Regions from separate parts of the Homo sapiens genome. Here region 1 is linked to region 2. Evidence: read pairs that join two places in POLR2A ChIA-PET (ENCODE). Cell type or tissue: PC-3. All regions are shown on one strand. Each heading gives the region's core, and the rest is flanking DNA. Links, peaks and the distances in the headings are about the cores only. Region 1 overlaps TANC1 (tetratricopeptide repeat, ankyrin repeat and coiled-coil containing 1). Region 2 overlaps TANC1 (tetratricopeptide repeat, ankyrin repeat and coiled-coil containing 1).

The links. ChIA-PET counts read pairs that join two places held together with the same protein. Peaks named below come from ENCODE experiments on the same cell type or tissue, not always from the same donor. Only the 100,000 strongest peaks of a DNase experiment are listed, where the experiment ranks them.
Region 1: POLR2A ChIA-PET joins it to region 2 with 5 read pairs; 2 of 35 experiments call an interaction of 5 or more read pairs at or near these places.

Annotation. Positions count from the first base shown.
Region 1 is chr2:159,049,984-159,058,315 of GRCh38, forward strand. All of the region lies in intron 2 of TANC1 (tetratricopeptide repeat, ankyrin repeat and coiled-coil containing 1), which reads left to right. It also overlaps the pseudogene GSTM3P2. Among named protein-coding and RNA genes, the nearest start is that of TANC1, 86 kb to the left of the region's middle. In PC-3, for the core only: no CTCF peak of the experiment used is centred there; no DNase peak of the experiment used is centred there.
Region 2 is chr2:159,149,597-159,157,928 of GRCh38, forward strand. It overlaps TANC1 (tetratricopeptide repeat, ankyrin repeat and coiled-coil containing 1), which reads left to right. Exons shown (of 27, transcript NM_033394.3): 7 at 774-960. Among named protein-coding and RNA genes, the nearest start is that of MIR6888, 33 kb to the right of the region's middle. In PC-3, for the core only: no CTCF peak of the experiment used is centred there; DNase peaks (open chromatin) are centred at 4,165 and 5,975; H3K27ac peaks cover 818 bases.

The DNA of each region.
Region 1 (8,332 bases), core at 307-8,306, 100 kb before region 2:
ATTTTTCCAAGGATGATAGCACAGAGAAAGAGACCCAAGAATAGACTGATATGGGATTGGGTGCTTGGGAGTGCAGCATTTGTTTCTCTTTCAGAAGAGTAAGTCAAAATGCTTAGGAATACATAGTGACATAATTTTTTTTGTTTAAGAGCCTCACTCTGTTATCTAGGCTCAAGTGCAATGGCATGATTAGAGCTCATTGCAGCCTCGAACACCTGGGCTCAAATGAGCCCACCTCAGCCCCGCAAAGTACTGTGACTACAGGCATGTGCCACCACTCCCAGCTAATTAAAAAAAAATTTTTTTTGTAGAAACAAAGACTCACACTCCTGGACTCAAGTGATTCTCCTACCTTGGCCTCCCAAAGTGTTGATTACAGGTGTGAGCCACCACACCCAGCCTGTGATATAGTTTTAAATTAAACCAGGTTATCAGAACAGCGTTGCAGTTTTGCCATTTAGCTTTAGGCCCCATGCTGTGTAACAGAGACTTGTTCTTGAATGTCATTTTATCTGGAAATCCAAGGCTTAGGGTGCCAAGGCATGGTTTTAGTGCATGTTTTTCTTGCAAAGGAAGAAGTGGAATGAGGTGTTAAGAGCTAAGGTGTGACCTAGAGCAGGCTGCTGAGATTCTCTAAGTCTCAGTTTCCTTATCTGTCAAAAGAGGATAATTATAGTTCCCACCTGGTGGTTGTGAGGACTAAACAGGAGGTTGTCTGTGAAATAAGTTTCTCTACCTCTGCCATTGCTTTTGTGGTTGGTTGCTGGATTTGTGAAGTAAAGGTCTTCCATTTGTATCGATAAATCTTGCATTTGTATTGATTTATGATATGAGGATTATAAAAAGTGATGTCAATTGGAGATGAATGCAGTTTTATAGTTTTTAGTGAATTATCAGTACATTGAAATATGGGCTTTGTTAGGTTTGTGAGAAGGCAAAAGAGAGTTGGCTTGAGAAGTTTTACTGCATAAAAACAAGAATCAGATATTTTAAAAATTATTTTATATCCAGCTTTGTTGCAGACTGACATATTTTGCTGTACCAGGAAGATGTTTTGCTGAGACCATGAAAACTTAGTACATCTGTGCAACATCTTCATTATATCTACAACAATTTTACATCCACCGTCTCTAATTCAAAGCCATTCAAGAAACATGTGTCTTGTTTTCCACTGGGTTCTAATTGGGCTGTTTTTCCTTAGTGGGAGACATTTGGACCACACACTTACATTTAGGAAATAACTTGGTAACTGGGCTACATGTACAAGAGTGTATAAAGAATGTTCTCATTGTGGAAAAAGTAGCTTCTGCAACTCCCTATTCCTCCCCAAGAAAAGAAAGCTGTGTGTATGTATGTGTGCATGTGTTTTCTGTGCTGCGTCACAATAGTGACTTTTGTTCTTTAGGTCTGAGATGTTTCATACTAAGAGAAATGATGACAGAATCAGTGATCAAAGGTTTCACTGCAGAGTTACTAAGAGCTTTAATTGAATCTTTCACTGGGTTTTAGAGGAAAAACATCTGATGTTCATACATGGCGCGTAACATACCTTCAAGTATAAGGCTTAAACTTCATAGGTTTGATTAGTTTTATGGGACCCCTACAAATAACATGTCATATCCACCCATAGGAATTAGCTCTAATTCAAAATTTAGTTGAAGTGGTGTTTGTGTGTGTGTGTGTGTGTGTGTGTGTGTGTGTGTGTGTTTGCTGTTGGGTTGGGTTTGGATGCCTTCAGTTTAGTTCAGAACTACCACCCCAGCTCTTCCAGAACTGCACGAGGCTTGCACCATTCTGGGAAATTTGGCTGCTGCCACAGCTGAAATACTGAGCCAGACTTAGGTTATTTTATTAGTCTAGAAAGAGTATTGCGCTCTTGCAGCTGTTCCTAACCATGAAAACAAAAACCATCTCGGTTACCCAGGATCCATGAGAAATTGGCAATGGCTCAGTTTAAGTCCGTGTATTTTGGACTCTGAATTATATTTATCTTCCTATGGGCATCCCCTGATTTAGGGCATACAGCTGGGGAATGGCCTGTGACTGTATGAGGCAGTGGGGGCGGGAGAGGCCAAGCCTTGGGTACCACATTCATTAGGAAGCCTGATCCAGTTAACTGAAACACGGCAGTTTCCAGAGCACAAATACTTTCAAAAAGAGTGAGGAGAGCACCAAGAAAACAATACAACCAACAGCGTGTATTAAAAACACCTGTCTCAAATATGAAATGTGGCATTTTGTTTTTGTACATTGTCTGTCACAGTAAATATCTAGAGTCTGTCTCCTGTCATGCCAGGCCTGGTTTTTGTAGATAGTAATTTGGTGGTGATGGACATTCTTGATAAATAGGGCTTTTACAGACTATTCTGAAAATGAATCATGGGACTTGCCTTTAATTGCTAGCAGTGGCGTGTATGTGACATACTCGCTCCTGCTAATGTGTGCCAATCAGTAAGTTACTGTTTAATTTTCTGAATTTTATGGGATGATGCGGTAAGAAGGCACTCCCCAGAAGTGGGCCCCTCGATCTTGGACTTCCCAGCTTCCAGAACTGTGAGCCAAATAGAAGTTTATAAACAAACTTCTATTGTTTATAAATTACCATCTCCATGATATTCTGTGACAAAAGTACAAAATGGACTAAGACAAGGGATCTGTGAACTTGAATGGGTGGAGAAAAACTCAACTGTATTTTCACTAACCTCTAGCCAAAATATAGCCATTGCTTCAATCATGAAAGTGGGCAACCAACCATGTAAGATCAACAGGACATGTAACTTTGTCACATGGAAATTAACTGATTTTTGTATCATATTGTGGAAATAGTTTAAAATACATTTATGCCCATCGCTGCTTTAAAAACTGCAGTAGTTATAAAACCTGCTGCTGTGTCTTATTTATGCGTTAAGCATACTTTAGTGTATCAGGTTTGCTTTTTGAACATTTTGCTATCTGTGTTTCAATATAATTAGTTTTCTTTGTAATAAGACTGTCTACTTAAAAATCATTCAAAAACACTCTGAGGGTACAGATTGCTGAAGCCATCCATGGAACTTAAAAGGTTACAGATTCATGCCTTGGATATGGCACCCTTGTGTCTTTCTCATCCTCATTTGAGACTAGATTTGTTAACATTAAACCTGAATTTTTTTTTTTTAAGTCTTAACATATTTGGCCTTTGTTTTCTAGCATGCCTTGTCTGTGACTTTTATCATCTGGAGCTCTGGTATTCCCCTTTTGGGGCTGTTGGAGTTAATTAAAAAATTAAGCCTTCAAGTCCAACAGAGCTTAAGGGAAAAAAAAAAAAGAGAAAAAAATAAAGCTATTGTCCTTGCCCATATGCCCTTTCTCACAGGCTTCTGTGAGACTGCTTACTGCAACCAAATGTTTATGGCCAAGAATGATTTCCTTTACAAATTCCAGAGGAGAGCGCAGTGATGCATATGCTGATGTCATTGCTTTAGCTATGGGAAGAGATGATGCTGTGTGGCTTGTATGAATTTGATTCAGCTCTCCACTGCAGTATCACTGCAGGCATATCTTGGTTTAATTTAGAACTTGATATCCAAGGTTAAAACCTCACTAAATTTATTAGACTGTATAAAATTGCCCAGAGAAAGACATTGAGATCATCAGGCCATTTCTCACTGCATCCTGTCACCGTGTAACAAGCTTTATACAATTTATTCACAAGAAATGAGGCAGTTTTCTGGGTTTTTCATGAATACCATAGTTGCTAACTTCTGGGTAAGTGTTAGGAATAGGGGCAGCATTGTTTGTATGACACAAAGGTGTCTGTCTCCCCAAATCCTCCATATTGGCATTGTAGCCCACCTCCCAGGGTTCTCCCCCTGTGGGCTAATGAACTCAAGAGCTTGCTCATTTTGGCATGTGTTCTGTTGCATGGTGCCTCCAGGTCACACATGGACAGCACTGTAGTTTGAAATAACTGATAACTCGAGGGACTGTACTGTAGATGTCTCTCAGTGGAGGCAGGTGTTTTTGTTTTTTTCAGGATAGATTTGCAGCATGGGATGCTGCTCTAGGAGTGAAGTGTGTGTGAGCCGTGTGTATGTTTGGCCAAAGCCGATTTATCTTTTCCACCTGTTGAGCAGCTTTGCCTTTGACTCTCACCACTCCCTGGGGGCTGGTCTCTCTTCTTTTCAACTGAAAGGAGGCCTGGTAGACTGACTGCATGGTCAGGCTGGGGATCAAGACTGCCTGGATGCACACTGAGTTGTGTGACCCTGGGCAAGTCACTAGCTTGTCTGTGCCTTTGTGGAATGGAGATTAACAGTACCTTCCTCAGACGGTGGTTGTGAGGATTTAATCAGTATATGCATGGTAAGTGCTTAGAACAGGGCCAGGCATATGGATAGTGGTAAATAAGGGGTGCTGGCTGCACATTAGAATCACCTGGTGGGTGATTCTAATCACCCTGCGTGGGTATTGAGAACTCCAATCCTAATGAAATTAGGGCCTGGGGAGGTTATAACCTTGTTCAGCAAGTGGAGGAGCGTTTTTGATGTCTTATATTCTGGGCATTAAGTGAAAGATCCATCTGTCAGCTACATAAGCAAGAGATCATTCTGTGATGAATAGCTGCCTTTCACAGGCATCTTTGAGGCTGTCTGACCCTTCACTTTGAGGCCAGATCCAGTGCAATTTAAAAATTTTAATTTCCTTAGGTTTATAATACCAAATTTCATTCAGCTGGCATTGATTGAGTGCCTTTTAACACTTTTTGAAAATGTCCTCAAGGTCTCTTTTCATAGTAAAAGCTTATCACGCATACAGTGGCCTCCTCTGAGGGGTTCCTTTTTCATCTGTGATGATGGTTTATTGTGTACTGTGCTTACAGTGGTCTTAGGAACAAGAAAGTTTCCCCCTTAAAAATTATAATGCCTACAGGTGGAAGAGACCTGAAATTATCCAGTCCAGCAGGAAAGGGAACAGTATTCTTGGTGAAATAACAACTTGTCCAGAATCACTTTGTATACATAATGCCTCTACCTGTATTCTGGGAGTTGCGATTGCACATCAGGAAGGTGGGCAGTGTAAGTTGGGGATTGTAGCTCTGTTGTATGACACAAGTGGGAAACAACAGGAAGGAGAAAGGAAAAGAGAATGTAATTCTGAGTGTGGTTGTTGTGGAGCTAACTGTCATAAGGAGGATTGGGACTTGGGTTTCCGGTTGCCCTAAACCTTACACAAAGAAAGACTCTATGGCCCTAGCCACGCCTTCTACTGAGTTATGTGAGAGGAGGAGACCACGATCAGACTGTGGTTCATACTCAAACCCTAGGTGGTTCTCCAGGAGCTTTTTAGCTGCATGGCTACTGGGTCCCTGAGGTGATGCTGGTATCCATAACTGCTACACTTTCATCCTCATGCAAAGCCTCCCTTTCTTTGAGGCGTGTATTCTGTGCTGTCCTGATCACCTCCCTATTCCCCCTACCCTCAGTTCATTGAGGACTTTGGAGGCAGCTATTCAGTGCCTGAGCTTTCAAGTCAGGCCTGGGTTCACATCACAGATTTGCCTTTACTAATCCTGTGGGCTTTATCATTGTCTGGAATTGTTCCACATCCAAATTTTAAAAATTCTTTAAAAAGAACCAGACTCTTTCAACTTCCTCATTCATTTATTCCGACTGTGTTTGTTCTTTGATCTCTTTGAGACACCATACTTTTTCTCTCTGGCTATCCTACCTCTCAGGGCTTCATTCCCTTCCTGACCAGCCTTGATTTCACAGCACACCACTCTGAGCACTCCTGTACTGGCCCCTGCACTGTGAACTCCTGATCATTGATCAGATCCTGCATTCTCTGGACCATCCCTGGATGGTTCTTGGGGCTGAGAGTCAGAGAAGGGAATTGCACAGCATAGCTTATTTATTTATTTATTTATTTATTTTAGCCCAAGTGCTGTTTATTTAAAAGAACAAAAAAGAGTGGAGGCCCCCTAGGGACGGATGAAACAAAACTAGCAGTGCAAGTCTGCCTCTAGCTCAGCATAAAAGCTTGTTGCCCCACTGGGCCATCTTGTTGTTGATAGGCATCTTCAAGAAGCAGTCAGACTGCATGTAGGCAGCAATTTTCTCCAAAGCCTCAACGGCACATGAAAGCCTTAAGATGTGGGAACTCATCCAGGCACTTGGGCTCAAACATGCACTTTTGATCCAGGACGTCATAGATGGGAAAATCCACAAAGGTGAGCTTTCCCCTGCAAACCATGAGAATTTCTCCCAGGAACATGGAGAATTGTTTCAGTTGTTCAGGTAGCTGTTCCAAGTACTGAGGTTTCAGGGTTGGTTTTTATTTATTTTATTTATTTATTTTTTTTTTTGAGATGGAGTCTTGCTCTGTCGCCCAGGCTGGAGTGCAATGGTGCGATCTCGGCTCACTGCAACCTCCGCCTCCCGGGTTCAAGCTATTCTCCTGCCTCAGCCTCCTGAGTAGCTGAGACTACAGGCGCCCGCCACCACGCCCAGCTAACTTTTTGTATTTTCAGTAGAGACGGGGTTTCGCCGTATTAGCCAGGATGGTCTTGATCCCCTGAACTTGTGATCCACGAGAAAAGAGAAGCCTCCCAAAGTGCTGGGATTAGAGGCGTGAGCCACTGCGCCTGGCCAGGTTTCAGTTTTTCATGGTCAGAGTTGTAACAGCACTGTATCAGTTGTGTGCAGAAACTGGTTGCTTGGTTCTCTAAAATGTCCACTTGAATCTTTTCAGTCTTACCACACATGTGCTTGCCAGCAGTGTAGCACAAGATGGCATTGCTCTGGGTGACCTTGTTCTTCCCGTCCATGAAGTTGGGCAGATTAGGAAAGTCCAGGTCTAGCTTGAATATCACATCCAGCCATTGGCTTCAATCATAGGAGTTTCCTGGCATGTGTACCATTTCTCCTCATAGGACATATCCGTGAACTACAGGAGCAGGCAAATGGTGTGTGCCAGCCCGCAAATATTCCACTAACCCAGAACCATAGATGAGTTGCACGATATGATGATGCTACTTGTGAGCCTTTGAGGATAGGAGCAGTTTCATAATCGGGTGTTATGGCCTGGTCTGCAGCCTAGTTTGGATGATCAGAGCTGTTCAGCTGTCCGTTTTATTGTTTTTGGTTTTTCTGAGAATCTCCTTCTGTTGCCCAGGCTGGTCTCAAAGGCCTGGGCTCAAACGATCCTCCCAAAGTGCTGGGATTACAGGCGTGAGCCACCATGCCCAGCCAGCTGTCCTTTTAATCTCTTACTTGCCTTCCTCTCATCTACAGGGCTATCCTGAACCTTCACTGCACCTCTTACCTTGTTTTTACCTTGTAGACAAAATGGAGGCATGAATGTTTTTAGCTTCCTGCTCATGTTTGTCCACATGTTGTCTTCCTCCTCTGTCAGTTGTACTTGCCTTTGTGTCCCTTGTTGTTTGGCACAGGGTAGCAACGTACAGATGTATGTCGAATGAAAACCTGCAATTGCTAACCCAACACTCATTCCTTAATTGGAAAATTAGGTTGTAACCCAATTTCTGCCACTTGCTGGTCCAGGAGAGCCAGGGCAAGTTTCTCCATTGCTCATAGCCTGTAGAAGGATATTAATTTTACTTAAAGTTATTAAAGGATAACAGTCTGTTTTTAGGTACAATAATTCCCTTTGAAAATTATAGATTAAAATTATGTTTCTCCACAACCATTCATTGATGTTGAAATTGGAAAACAAATACTTTGCTGGGGTGGGGAGCAAGGCAGGGTCTGACCATTCAGAGGCCCAAAGCCTGGTGAAGGAAGCAGGTGTATAAACAATTAAAATAAGATGAAGAAGGCTTCGAAGATGAGGTGATTCTGTGGTGTGTTTTGAAGTGGGTGGGCTTATGAAATTCTTTTGCTTTCTCTAATATATCTAAACATCTATGTAAATACCTGGATGATATACAGTACTAGTGACAATATTGGAGTTTTGTCTTCTAGTTAGCCGTGTTTTGCTGCTGTGGTAGGGAGGTAAGTCTCAGCTAGGGAGCACTCAGGTGACAGGGAAATGAAGACAGGGAACTCCTGCCTGTAAGTGAGCAGGAGCTCTCTGCAAGACTGAGCTCTGCCTTGCACAGTAGCCATTGGCCTGGGAGACATCATGATTATTGCTGGAAATGCTGCCCTTTCTGAACCCTTCCTTTTTTTGAAGGAGAGTGTATTGATTTCAGATTTTTGGCTACTGTCTTTGCACTTATCCCTTCTGTGTGCCTATTTGAAATACCCAAATAAAACCTACCTGCAGCCAGTGCTTCTGAAAGCCTGTTATTTGAACAGATCTTACTGTGTTAAATGTGCACTTCTTCATG
Region 2 (8,332 bases), core at 208-8,207:
CTCATCTGGTTGCTTTGGTATACGCTTTCCTGTGCCTTTTTAGCTGTTGAGATTTTGGAGGGTCAGTGGGGTGAGGAAAAGATTTATAGGAGATGAGGCAGAGACAAAATAAGATGAGATCAAATGGTCCATCTATCAGGAAAGCACTTCCCCTCCAAGGGAGCAGCAGCATGCACCCTGCCACCTCCCAGATGTGATGTGTGCATCTGAATAGCAATGCAGGATGGAGCTTCTACCCTGGTGAAGGTCTCTGCACTGCAAGGGAGGGTGTCATGCATTGATTGAGACTGAGTGGTCACCAGTCTCCTTCCCCTGATTGCAGAGCCCATAAATCTTGAGGAATTGAATCAGGTTGCAGTGTTCGTGAAACATCACAAAAACAGAGCTCCCAGGTCTTCCGTACAGAGGTCAAATAACCCATTTGTCTTCTGCAGACTTCAAATGAAAGGAAGTCTGCCTGTTTGCCATTTCTGTTGTACAAATGTGCATCCTCACTAAATTATTGCTAAGACTGACCTTTTAATAAAAAGGAAAATCACAAAGGAGGGGAACCGAACAAAGATACTGCTTTCTCAAAATTTGGAAGACCACATATACATTTATATAGATAAAGCTCCATGAATCCATATCTATACACACATATCTCTTTAGATTTTTTTTTTAAAACTTCCGTTTTCCTGTTCTTAGTTTTATTGTTTTAGCACAAAAACAAAAGCATGTGTCGAAGCATCCTGTGTAAGCCGTGCTAACTCCTCCTTCCATTCATCTTGCAGTGCACAGCTCTGAGTCAAGGCATCAGTCCTTGCTCCACACTAACAAGCAGCACCGCATCTCCTAGCACCGATAGCCCCTGCTCAACCTTGAATAGCTGTGTCAGCAAGACGGCAGCCAACAAAAGTCCCTGTGAGACCATTAGCAGCCCTAGTTCCACCCTGGAAAGCAAGGACAGTGGAATTATAGGTAAGAAGCACACTGCTCGGTAACATAATGGCTCGAATCTCATCAACCAGAGCATTCACCAGGCACTTCCTCAGAGGGTTTTAGCATGGTCTGTGAAGGTCAGTCTGCCAGCGCCTGCTCTGTTCTTTGCAGGCAGCACTGACTCCATGTGTAGCTGAGAGAGTGGAGCATTGGCTTTTACATTCCTTGATGTTTACTTTATAACAGTCAGCTCATTTGTTAAAAAAAAAAAAAAAAGGAATTCCAGATCAGATCTGGCCTGTGAAACAAAAATCATTGCTCTTCTATATTCAGTTCCATTTGTTGGGCATCAGGTCCCACTGGGGCACACAGCAGAGCAATGAAATTCCTGCATATTAAGACGTCGTCTTATCCCAATCTCAAGGTCACTTATTTTCCTGATGATAGCTCAGGCGTATGTTTTCTAGGGTTTCTTATCATGGGATCTGACTGCGTTTTGAGGCCAGAATTTTCTAAGGATGACCTCCCTGAGCCCCTACACCCACGTAATAAGTGTGGTTGTCCTGAAGCCTAGGAGTCAGGAGACTTGGGTTCCAGTCCGGACTCTTACGCCGATTTGCCCGGTGACTTGAGCAACATTGAATTTACCTTTTTGCACACTTTCTTTCTCTAGATCATTAAGGATTTTGATTAATCCAGTAGTTTTCAGTCCCAGGTTTGTATTAGAATCATCCATGGAATTTAAGAGTCTTTATTTTTATATGCCATCCCAGACAGACTGCATTTATGTTTCTGCAGCTGGGCTCCAGTGTCTGTGTGACTCAGGTCTCCAGCTTGGTGCCTTTCAGGTAACAGATGGGTGGGACCCCTGGAGGGGATTGTTCAGACCTTCCTCTGTTCCAAGATTATATTGCAGTTTCACGCAGAGCTCTTCTGAAAGATTTAACTCCCCTTTTGCTGAGTTATGCACGTGTCTTTGAGGGATAGTTTATGCTTTATTGTGGACTGAGTGCCACTTCCACATTAATATGTAATCAAATGGAATGAACGACCTTTGAGCTCCTTATTTTCTTTAGTCACCTGCAGTTTATTTCAAGTGTAATTTGGAAAACCAGGCAGCAGGTTCATCCAGTTTTCACTTTGGAGATTGCCCCAGAAGGTCTGTGAGATTCCTGGGATTGGGTTGTGGGCTCTTTGGTGTAGACCTCACTATAGCTTCTAGAGGGGCCCCTCAGCTTAAGGAAGGCGGCTTCTTGCCATAATTTTCAATTGAATCAGAATCTTTAATGGATTTTTGTTTTATTTTACCTTCATTCTTTATTAAGATGAAATTCACATACCATAGTATTCACTCATTTGAACCATTTGACGGTTTTTAGTATATTTTAAAAGTTGTGCAACTGTCACCACTATCTGATTTTAGAACATTTTCATTATCCCCAAAAGAAACCTTGTGACCATTAGAAGGCACACTCTATTTCCTACTCCAAGCTCCCCAGTCCTAGTCAACCAGTAATCTATTAATCTTTCTGTCTCTGTAGCTTATTCTGAACATTTCATATAAATGGTGGGCTGAGTTTTGTGTAGCAAATTTATATTCTTTTCACTCAGCTTGAAGGCCTTCCAGTGAGCTTGTTCTGCTAATTCCCCATTCTCATCTTACCCTGCTTCCCCAGCTGCTGTTTAGTCTAGTTCAGCTAATTTTTCCCAGCGTTACTTCTGTTCTTATGCCCTATCTCTTCTGAGCTGTCCACCATAGATGGATCTTTGGTATTTATTCTGAGATAAGCAGATGACTTTCTTCACAGTATTCTCGGTTCTTCTGAAATTTTGTCTCCTGCAGATAGTTTATCTTCAAGGATGTGGCCAGTGCAGCACTGTTTTGACAGGCTTTTTCTTTTGAACATCCTGGCCATTGGCATTACATGCCTTTGATTATAACCAAATTTTTTTTTTTTTTTTTTTTTGCTTTGACAGTTACAAACTTTTCTTGAGACAGGGTTTTGCTCTGTTGCCCAGGCTGGAGTGCAGTGGTGCAATTGTAGCTCACTGCAGCCAAACTTCTGGGCTAATGCAATCCTCCCACCTCAGGTTCCCGGGTAGTTGGGACTACAGGCATGTGCCACCACACTTAGCTCATTAAAAAATTTTTTAACATATTTCACTGTGTTACCCAGGCTGGTCTCAAATTTGTGGCCTCAAGAATTCCTCCCACCTTGGCCTCCCAAAGTACTGTGATTACAGGCATGAGCCGCTGTGCCCGGCCCAAACTTTTAATAACTGAGAGCCACCCATTCGTTTATTTCTCTTTCTCTCTCATTGAGATACAGTGCCACAATTTTTAAGGTATTCTAAGCAGAGGAAAGAAATGGTGCTGGTTTGGTTTTTTGTGTTGTCAATGAAATATTAAACTGCAGGAGGTTCTTAATACTTAATCTCATACAGCCCTACCCAGTAGCTGACTGATTAGACCCCTCTTACATGTTCCCCATAGTGTCTCAATATTCCCCTTCAGTGTATTTGTTCTTGTTTTGTTATTTAATTTTCTCTCCAGATGTAAACAGGGGTCTCATTAATCCAGCTATCTACTAGGTTCCTAGCATGGTGCTGGAAATGAGAAATTAAGGAAAGAGAAGTGTTGCCAGTGTCGAGTTGCATCGGGAGAGGGAACGTTCAGTTTATAAAGAAGCTATGCAGGATCCCCATTCCACATGGGCTTTGTCAAACCTTTCAATGTCTGTGTTGTAACCTCTGCCATGATGACAGAGTTAGCACATTTCATGACATTGAAGCTGTGTTTTTCCTCTGCTCAAGCCAACATTTTCCCATAACTCGGCTGAGCATGAAAAGTGGCAACTGTAGGTGAAAGCAGAAGGAATTAGGAAGTGGCTGGTAAGTCCCTCTCATCCAGAAGACCTCAGCTCTGGAGACCATGCCTCCCACTGTGTTTTCCTGCAGGTTGCAAGGGCTGTAGAGGGATGAGAGGGAGGCACTGCTGTTGACAGCGTTCCTCTGTTCTCCTTCCGTGACATGCAGAATTAGAACCTGTTGCCAAGGGACACGCTGGAGGTGTGGTAGGGAGGAGAAGGAAAAGACGCAAGAATTTCCTCTCCAGGCAGACTGTAGCCACAGGTCTTTGAAGAGGCAGGAGTGGTGGGGACAGAAAGGGGAAGAGCTTCCTTTTAAATCAATACAGGGTGTGCAGGTTCCACTGCCTCTTCACAGAGCAGGTTATCTATGACTCAGTTGTGGTTCTGTGATTGCTGGAGTAGGGGTGTGCCTTTTCCATCTGAAGAGCATGCCTGTTTTTATAAGGTGTAGCCTGGGAATGGCAGCTTTTGGGCATTGTAAGTGTTTCACAGAGTAAAGTATTCAAGAGCACCATGACCCTAGTTGGGCGGAGATGAAGATGAGATACCTTGGCTTCCTGCTTTGGAAGACCTAACAGTGGCTTGTAAAACAGGCTGGTGAGGACCCATGCTCCCAATTACACAGGGCCTGGAGAAGGCAGGAAGAGGCTTTCCATTTAATTTTCCATTTTAAGTAGTTTAATATTTGTCAGCCAGTAGAGCTGGGTTTGGAATGGCAGAGGCTTTGGGGGTGGACTGTTACAAAGTGCACACAGCTGCCGAGGCCTTGCAAGCTTTGGGCAGCTGTGGGCTCAAAGCAGGGTTCCACATACAGTATTCACATGGTTTATTCAGAGCAGTTTGGGGAAATTTCAGACAATGCTAAACCATCCTTTAAAATTCCTGGACCTTTCTTTACTCTTTAAGCTGATTCGCATCATGTTGGTTATATTTAATCTAAATATTTTTGTCCAGCAGATGCAGGGACAGGAAGCTTGTGTTCCCACATGCCCAGGCACCCAGTTTAGAAAGAAATATAAAGTATGTGGTTTCATCAGGACTGCCACAGGGTGCCCTGCATGTGTTCTGTTTCCACTGCTTAGGAGGAGAAAGGGCAGGCTAGTAACCAGTACAAGAATTTACTGGGCCCCTCCAGTCTTCCTCTCTGGAGGCCAGGGCTTAGCAAACCCCTCCTGCCCCTTGTTTCAACTGTATTATGTTATCCAGAGGGGAGTCCCGCTTTATCCTCTTTCAGGAGGTCCAAGTTCTTCTGACATAAATGTCTTTAGAAGTATAATAATTCTGTCATGTAGAAATACTGTCTAAGCTGAATGGGATTAACTGAATTCCCTATGATTATCTTTTTTATTTTTTTAAGTGAACTTCTTTACTCTTTACATGTTAAAATCATTGGCATTACCTAGAAGTTGGTGTCTGATTTTCAAATTTGCAATGTGAAAATCTTCTCAAGGTGAAACCCAACTGTACCCAATCACCATAAAATAGCTTTCAGTTACTTACTGTGAAAAGAAAAACTTTACAGAGTATGCTTTTAAAGGTGTTTCCTCCTTGTCTGAGAAAACATTTTTTCTCAGTGACATTCCTTTGAATATGTCTTGCTTCCAACTGTTACAAATGGAAACTGTAAGCTGTATTAATCCCAGTTTAGAAAGAAATATAAAGTATGTTTTCATTAGAATGTGTGAAAACCAATCTGATTTTCAAACAAAGCATCACTGAAAATGTGTTTTAAAGTGCTTTGAGATAAATTTAATTTGTGTTTATGTACATATCGTGATAAAATTTTAAGTGTGTATATTAGTTTCAAGAAAATAGGCTATTTCTGCATTTAGGAAGAAAGAGGATAGAGCCTGGATGAGAAGAAACAAAGAAAACCCAGCTTTCCTATCAAAATAAAAAGAAATCCTTCCTATCCATTAATGATAGATGTGCAGAGGGGAAGGACTTATTCTGGCTGAGGGAGGGGCCGTTAAGTCAGTCACTCTCTCCATTCGTCTTTTTAATCTGCCTTTCTTTACCTGTTGAGATGTGTAATCTCCGGAGCATTTTTGTAGTGTCCTGAATCGGCCTCCTTTGGAGAAACGGTGCTAGGACAGTTCCATGAAGGGAGGGGACCCTGAGGGAACAGTGGCTGCCTCTCCCCAGCTGGGTGTGTCTGCCACACAGAGCAGGTATGTAATCTACCTGCCCAGCTCTCAGCACCTGAGCTGGCAGGCATGAGCCGCCACATTCCACCTGGCTAGGTGGCTTTCTGGGTGATTAAGTGCTCAGAATTCAAGCTCTTCTGAATGCCTTTCCTTTGCTTTCCTCATGCTTACATTTGTTTTCTTCTTGCTCAGTTTGAAGCAGAGAGGCAGGTATGCATTTAGACAGGGGAATACCTTCGTAGAAACACTTCTGCAGAAGTAGCTTGCAGTAAAATATTAGACACCTGGTTAGTATCCTGCTAGAGTATCTTGCTAGAGTTTGATAATATTTATTTTTCTGCCTAGTTGCTTAGGATGTTTAAAAAAAAATTATCATGGGCTGACTTTTATCTTCCTTTGACTCTCTCCTACCTCCTGCTAGGCTTATAAAATGAAAGTGATTCCAGAGGTAGCTTTAGACCTTTTATTTCCTGGACTTTGTGCCCCAAGGGAGATAATCAGATGCAGAGGCACACAAAGATGAATTAATTGTACTTTATTTTCCTTTTTGACTTGTTGTAAATCCTGCCCTTTTGATTTTATGCTAATACTGCTTTGTTGCCACCTGTATCGCCCTGCTCACTACTAAATTGAAATGCTTTGAAATTGATTTGGTAATAACTATTTAGACTGTTTCAAGTCTGGGTTAATATTCATTTTGCTACGTTGCCTGCAATTTTTAAAATCATCCTTAATTATAGAAGCCTTTTTTTTAAAATCTCTTGGGTGAAGAGAAGAATTTTTCTTTATGTATATAATTTGGTAATATGCTTAATGTGGGAAAGAAATTCTTGGCAATGATTTGAGTCAGCAAAGAGCCTGCTGTACTTTTATTCAGACTGTAGTTGGATTCTTCAGGCTGTTCTATTGGTGTAGCAAGCATTTATTGGCGCCTACTGTGTACCAGGAGCAAGCATGTTCAGTACTGGGACAATAAAGATAAGGCACAGCATCTATTGTCAAAACTTGTCCACTTGTGGGACTACAAAATGGTCTTCTGTTCTGTGGAGAGTCTGAGCAAGTTGTGAATTACTGAGAAGAATTTAAGACATGACAGTGATTGATACCTCTGACGGAAGATGTATGCTGTGGGCGCATAATGATACCACTAATCGAACTCTTTTCCAAAGTCTGGAAAAGGGTCATTAGACTGTGTGAGAAGCTCCAGTGTCTGTGCACAGGTTATGTGAGGCTTTATCAAAACACTGTGCTTTTTCTGGAAAATGTCATGTTATTTAAGTCCTTAGACTTGTCTCTGGAGACTTCTCAGTTGGGCAGTGTGGTGGGTCCCATCCTCCCCGCCCAGCACCACCTGCTCCCAGCCATTCCTTTAGGTGTTTCCTTAGTTGAAGAGCCTGATGAATGTGGCTGGGAATGTGCGGCTCGGGCCCCTGGCCTTGCTGCATGTCATAGCAGAGCATGCCTTGCGCAACACAGGTGAGCACTGAGCTAGAAATTTCGTACAGAGATCTGGCTGTCACAAGCCAGCATACGGGGCTCCCAGAGCAAGGCCAGAGAGGGAGCAGGGCCCTGTGGCGCATTGGATGGGGCTGGGCAGTTGCAGAAGGAGAAGCCAGAAGTCTCCTGAAGCTGAAGGTTACCATGCAGGGTTGGGGCGGGGGTCCCACCTGGGACATTCTGTTGGCATTCCAGGCAAGGTGGCTTAAGTGCCTTCACTAGACCCCTCAGGTTAAAAGCTGTGGCCGCAGGTGAACCAGGGACTTTGTTCTCTGTGGTTGGTTAGTTTGCAGGTGGCCGGGCCTAGGTAGGGGTGGAAATAAAAGTACAGTCTGGCAATTCTGGCCAGAAAGGTTTAAGTCAGGCCGGTTTCATTGTGCAGGCTTTCCCTTACACACTTGGGAAAATCCAAAATGTGGCCTGGTGGCTTGAATGCCTGCTGGGTGTGAGGTGTGGGTGCACAAGAGAGGGACGCCACCTGTCAGCCAAGAGGCCTACAGACTTCTGCGCGCGTTGCCTTGACTTGTCTCTGATCTTTTCCTGATCGGACTTCCTCTGCAGCAGTGAAACCTAATTTGGAAAGTTCTTAGTCACAGGAGGCAGTCTCGCTACAGTAGTGGGCTTTTCCTTTTCTATTCACTTCTTCCTTTCATCCACTTTTATGAGCGGCCATTATGTTCCTTTCTTGTTTGATCCTTAATTCATTGGTCCAGTGTTTTAACTTTAAATTCTTCCTGTCAACCACTAAGCTAAATACAGAGGTTAAAAAATGTTTGCTTTTTAAGTGCTACTTTATTTTTCTTCAGTTGTGTGGGGAGGAAAACATTCCTGAGCATTCATGATGCCTGAGGCACTTGACATATGCCCTTATGTCTAATTTTCTCTGCAACCCAGGGA